2 separate regions of the Homo sapiens genome follow, and region 1 is linked to region 2. Evidence: chromatin contacts called from ENCODE Hi-C data. All regions are on one chromosome and are shown on one strand. The core of a region is the stretch at or near the end of the contact, and the rest is flanking DNA. Distances in the headings are between cores, read along the strand shown.

Evidence for each region. Hi-C counts contacts between places; a loop is a spot of excess contacts on that map. Pooled maps may share reads with other maps.
Region 1: a map of sigmoid colon shows a loop between it and region 2 (2.5-fold over the local background). The contact joins the promoter of HSD17B7 here to the enhancer-like site in region 2. A Hi-C loop is called at or near these places in 2 of 168 maps with a recorded cell type or tissue (heart left ventricle and sigmoid colon) and 2 of 50 pooled maps.

What each region holds. Positions count from the first base shown.
Region 1 is chr1:162,789,285-162,791,984 of GRCh38, reverse strand. It overlaps HSD17B7 (hydroxysteroid 17-beta dehydrogenase 7), which reads right to left and starts at 1,283. Exons shown (of 9, transcript NM_016371.4): 1 at 1,150-1,283. The coding sequence starts at 1,184. RefSeq lists a silencer at 1,296-1,355.
Region 2 is chr1:162,731,481-162,734,180 of GRCh38, reverse strand. The region is part of intron 3 of DDR2 (discoidin domain receptor tyrosine kinase 2); the gene reads right to left. Among named protein-coding and RNA genes, the nearest start is that of HSD17B7, 58 kb to the left of the region's middle. Within about 2 kb of position 1,285, at least 16 of the 41 ENCODE cell types and tissues checked have a DNase peak (open chromatin) inside an H3K27ac peak, as active enhancers do; they include heart left ventricle and sigmoid colon, where a contact is called at or near this core.

The DNA.
Region 1 (2,700 bases), core at 34-2,533, 58 kb before region 2:
AACCGCATAGGAGTGGTGACAGCAGTCAGACCAGCCTGGCTGATAGCAATGAAAAGCTGGGTAATAAGTTCTCTTTCAAGACTTAAGCTGATTCCAGGCAAATATGTTAATAGTTAAAACCCAAAAAGAGCCTGGAACCATCAGTAATCTATTAGCACCAACAACAAAGCATCAAAAATATTTATTTGTCCTCACATGAGAACAGTAGGCATTTAATATACAATTGCACATGTCACAATATATGTAAAAGAAACAGACAAAATCAATTCTGACTTACTCAGTACCTTCCACATAAGAAGCACCAATCAACGGTTAAAGTCACTTGAGAGGGTATGCTAAAAAGTTGCCAAATGCAGACACCTACCAAGCTGGCTTAGTTAATACGCATGTGGTTAAATAATTGAAAGTGGATCAATCTTAAATGTTTAACATGTCCTCTGTCTTAATCATTTAAAAATGCCAAATGCAACTAGTAGAAAAATGGTTTGATTGGCTTCATCCTCCACACATTTTTCACAGAAGTGCAAATGACAGGTAAAACAAGCAACAGAAGAGGCTGAGAGACTAAACGAGCAACCCTGGAATTATTATGAGCTGGTTATTCTGCACCCCAACCATGCCTTCATAGGAAAAGATTAATTTTCTCTGGGTTTCTGAAGAGTATGTTAGCTCTCTAGCACTGAGCTAAATGAAACGGGATTGTTTTCTCTCCACCGTCCTAATGTTCATGGGTGTTCAAATTTGTAGGCAAAAGGCTTGTACAGACAAAACACCTGGAGTATAAGACATGATCACGTGGTCAGGAGCAAAATATTGGGCACTGACGATAAATACGAACAGTAGGCAAAGATGGAAAAGGGGCGGAGCCCGCCTGAGTACCCCATTGCCTTGATAACCTCAGGATCATCACTGCGACACTCATCACTTACTGATGCTCTAGTTTTCCTTTTCACTGTCATGTTTAATACAAAGCACCAGTTACTGAGCACCTCAAGAGGCCGACATGCCCCACACCTGCTGCAGACTCCGGGGAACCTAGGCAAAGCCAGGGGCGGGCGCTTCCGGGGTCCGTTCGTGGAGGGTCGCAGACCCCTGCTCTCTCGGACCCCTGATCCGCTGCCGCCTCTGCCAACCCAAAGGAGGCCTCACCTGCTAGCCCCGGTGATCAAAACCACCTTTCGCATCTTCGCGCACTCACACTTCCAAGCAGTGAAGCAAACACCGCCGCTGCTTTCGGAAGTCCTACGATTTCGGGCCGCCTCACCCGTCACCAATCAGAGTACGGCCACGCCCCGCCTCCCGTTGCGTCATCGAGTCTGAGCTGATCCCTCCAATCTCAGTCCGCCAACCGTTCCCTGCCCTCGGAGACGGCGTCGGGTGAGATAGGCCGAGGGGCGGAGCTGCGTGACGCAAAGCCCGGAGCCATTCCAGGCTCTTCTCGCTCCGCCTAGGCGCAGGTGTCTGTCACTGCTTCCTAGGGCTCAGCGGGCGCCTGATCTTTAATCCTGGTGGGGGCGTCACCCGGCCTAGCACTCAGGACAGGATCTGTGACACGCACTGGGTCTGTGCCCTGGCGCCTGAGATTGGCACTTCTTTGCAGGAAGGCCTCACGGTATTTGCACCAGTGCCCATTTTAGAGAAAAGGTTTGGGTCTAGGAGCCAAAGTTGGGCGATTATCATCTAATTTTCCACTCCTTTTTGGATGTACAGATCCAGGCATTGTGCCACTTCACAGCCCAACTTTTGATCCCAGACCTCCTCCTCTAAAGAAGCTTATTTGAGAAAATGAGCACTGATTTTATTAAGAACTTTATGTAGAATCAGACGTAAATTACCAGTATTCAAAACTTGGAATGTGGCGTGGAATCAGAATCTCAGAACTTCATTCTCCGAAGTACTGAGAATGTGCTGTAACCTTCTGTATCAGTGCATCTCAAACTGTGCTAAAGGACCTGTTTTTGTCTCCAAGCCATCCCAGATGGGTGCTTTTAGAAAATACAAAAAAATAAAGTGCTAGAAAAAGAAAAGCAAAAGGCATACAAAACACAAGCCCCGATATTTTATTATTAGATCCAAGACATATAAAAGTACTCTGCCAAAATGAGGCAGAATAGGGTTTGGAGGCAGGGTACTTAAGGCCACTTCGTGCTGACTTCCTAAAGCTCAATCAAGGAAAAACAGCAAGGGCTGGAAGTAGGGAATCTGAGACCAATTGGTGCTGGCTTCCCAAAGCTGGATCAAAAGGAAAACACCTGGGTCTGGGGGCCGAGAGCCTAGGGTCAATTAACACCAACTTCCTAAAGCTAAACCAGAAGGAAAAACCCCATCTCCCCACTCCCCAGTAGCAAAGGATCAAAGGCTACTCTCCCTACAACCTTCTGTTCTCAGACCAAACTGAGGGTTGGGCTGCTATTTTTCAAGGCCCAATAACGAGATGCAGATGAGCTGGGGAGGAAGAGAGTTTTTATTTCTGTAACCGGTTGCAGGGAGAAGGCCTGGAAATTATCACCAGACCAACTCAAAATTACAGTTTTTCAGAGCTTATATGCCTTCTAAGCGAACTGTCTATGTGTAAGTGTGCATTTATCTAAAGACATAAGTGATTAACTTCTTTTAATCTGTAACTAAGGTCTGAGTCCTGAAAACCTTCCTCTGGAGCCTCAGTAAATTTACTTAACCTAAATGGGTCCAGGTGCTGGG
Region 2 (2,700 bases), core at 36-2,535:
CTGCATGTATTGAGTTCACAAATGTATTTCTTTTACAAATGTGTATGTATTTATTTAATAAATAAGTTTTTGCTGTGTATCGGGTGTTCTTCTGAAGATACAGTAGTAAGCAAGACAGATAAAATAATTTGTCTCATGGATCTTACATTCCGGTAGGGGAGACAGAAAAAAGAAAATAGATTTTTCATAATCAAATAGGCACAATTTGATTATGTATTTGACAGTAGCTATTACTGGCTCTTTCTATTCAGATAATGTGACGAAGCTATGGAAAATACTAAAACGTGGTATGGGATTAAAGTGATGATGGTGTGTAGGCGAGCTCTATTAAGTAACAAACTCCAACGGAGATTTTCTGTTACTCTTGTGCTTGGTTACCTCCTTGTTGAAATTGTGAGCAACTTTGAGAATAGTAATCATGTCAGATTCTTCCTTTTCCCCCTCAGTACCTGCCAACACACAGCACCCATGAGATGCTTAACACACGTTTGGCAAATAAATAAGTAGATGAAAAGGCAGAGAGGGCTACAAGTATTGCACACAATCTCCAGACAACGAAAGTTAGGATGGAGGTCTAGAAATTGTGACAAAGTAATATAAGGATGAGGATAGACAATTCAGAGATAAGAACTTAGTAAATCAGCAATAGTCACATTAAGAAAATAGGCAAAGTTTCTCAGTGACTCAGTATGCCCAAGGGCCTTAGAGAAAAGGCACAGGAAAATGGACAAGATGATCTTGGATGACCTTTCTCATCCTACTGAATCTTTGGAACCAGGAAAAGCCCAGGGCAACCAACGTGGCACTTCTGAGCTGTACCAGTGTGGTTTTCCCATTGAATGTGCCTATTTTGGGTAAACTCCTTCTGTGGAAGGGATCTCAGCCAATAGTCAAGACTCAGAACTGCCAAGTTGGCCCAAGCCCTAAATGTCAGGTCTCCTTGCTTTCCCCCAGTTCCACTTCCTCGTTCATCAAATCCCACCAGTCTGTCTTTGTTCTATCATGAACTGTAAAGAAGCATGAAAAAGCTGGGAATGGCAAGGGAAGCAAGAGACCCTGCAGCAAAGAAGTGTCTCCTGGTTTTTCCTGCTGAGTTGTCTTAGCGGTTTTCTGATGCTTCCGCTACCCACCAATCTCCCGGACAGAGAAGCCAATTCACTTTTCCAGTTTCCCAGAGTGGAAAACTACCAGCACAGGCTGTGGCAGGCCCAGCAGGGAGCTCCAGCCCTCCAAGCTCTGGTAGGGCCTGGCAGGCAGGCTGAGGAGAAGCAGCTGCCACCAGTCCCCAGCTTCCCAAGAATTATTTTTCATACTATCCTGCCAAGGCTGAGAGCCTGAAAGGGCTGCTTGTTCCATAATGTTTACCATCTCACTACTAGCTCCAGACCACGGGCTCCCCGTCAATGAGTGTCCTATATGCAGCTTCCAGGAAAACACACACATGGCCCACATGAGGCCTGAGGTGCAGAGACCTGACACCTGGGCCTCTCTGGGCCCAGACAAGACTGACTGAGGGGCATTATTGGGGTCAGCGGTCTCAAGCCAGTCTACAATCTAAAGGGACATCTGCAATCATAAAACGTTGGAGCCCAGAAGCAAATTTAAGAAGCCAATCCCTCTAATGTCTCCGTGTTAAATATCAGAACCTCTGAGGCCCAGAAAGGTGAAGTGACTTACTCAAGTTCACACAGAGGGCTAGGGTAACCAGGACTGAAATTCAGGTCTCCTGATCCCTGGTTCTTCCTCCTCCAACCCTAGGCTACCATGGTCTAGTTCTTCCAGTTTCTGAAAGGACAAGGTAGTCCACTTAAAGAAACTGTCACTGAGGCCCTGCTTCCCACAAGCTTCACAGAGCAGGCTGTTTCAGACTGGTCCTTTGTGCAGATAAATATTGACACAATGGGATTCCACAGGGGGGCCAAGAAAGATTATTTGGGTTTCTTTCTTCAGCCTACAGGGCTATTCTTTGGGTATAATGGTCACCCAGACCTCTTGCACAAGTTGAAATTCCCCTTAGGAATAGACCTTTAGGATTGCAGTTTTCCTGGAAGCCCAAAATACTTTCCAGAAACAATTCTTGCAGAGCCCCAGGAGAGCAGTCCCCAAGCTGTAGTGGGTTTCAGGATACTAACATAGGGATCAGATAATGAATTCTTCTTCCTGGTTAACAAAGACAGTGAAACTTTCATAGTAAATAGTATCTCCTTTCCCCAACAAGAAGGTAAGCTGAAGAGGAAACTGGGTAGCTATGCAGATCAGGAGTGAAGAAGAAAACTGAGGCCACGGTTTGGAATCATGGAAAGTTTATATTAAGACTTGGCTCTGCCACTTCTGAATTATGGGACCCCACTACCAGTTACCAAACCTCTATGAACTTCGGTTTCTTCATCTTTCATAATCCTGCCAAGCCAAGGTTAACATAATGTATACAAAGAAGTTAGCATACTTTATAGAATGTAATGGGGCTCAATAAATGATATCTAAGAGGAGAAGAGAGAACTATTTGTTTAAAATAGTACATTCACTCTTCCTTAAACAATTAAAAGGTTTTATGACCTTAGAAAGGTTACTTAAGCTTTCAGCCTCTCAATTTCATGGTAGTAATTGCACTTGTTTATAGGAATGCCATAAGGAATATATGAGTTAATTATGTCAAGCACTTAGAGCACTAATATTCAATAAAGTTAGGTATTATTTATT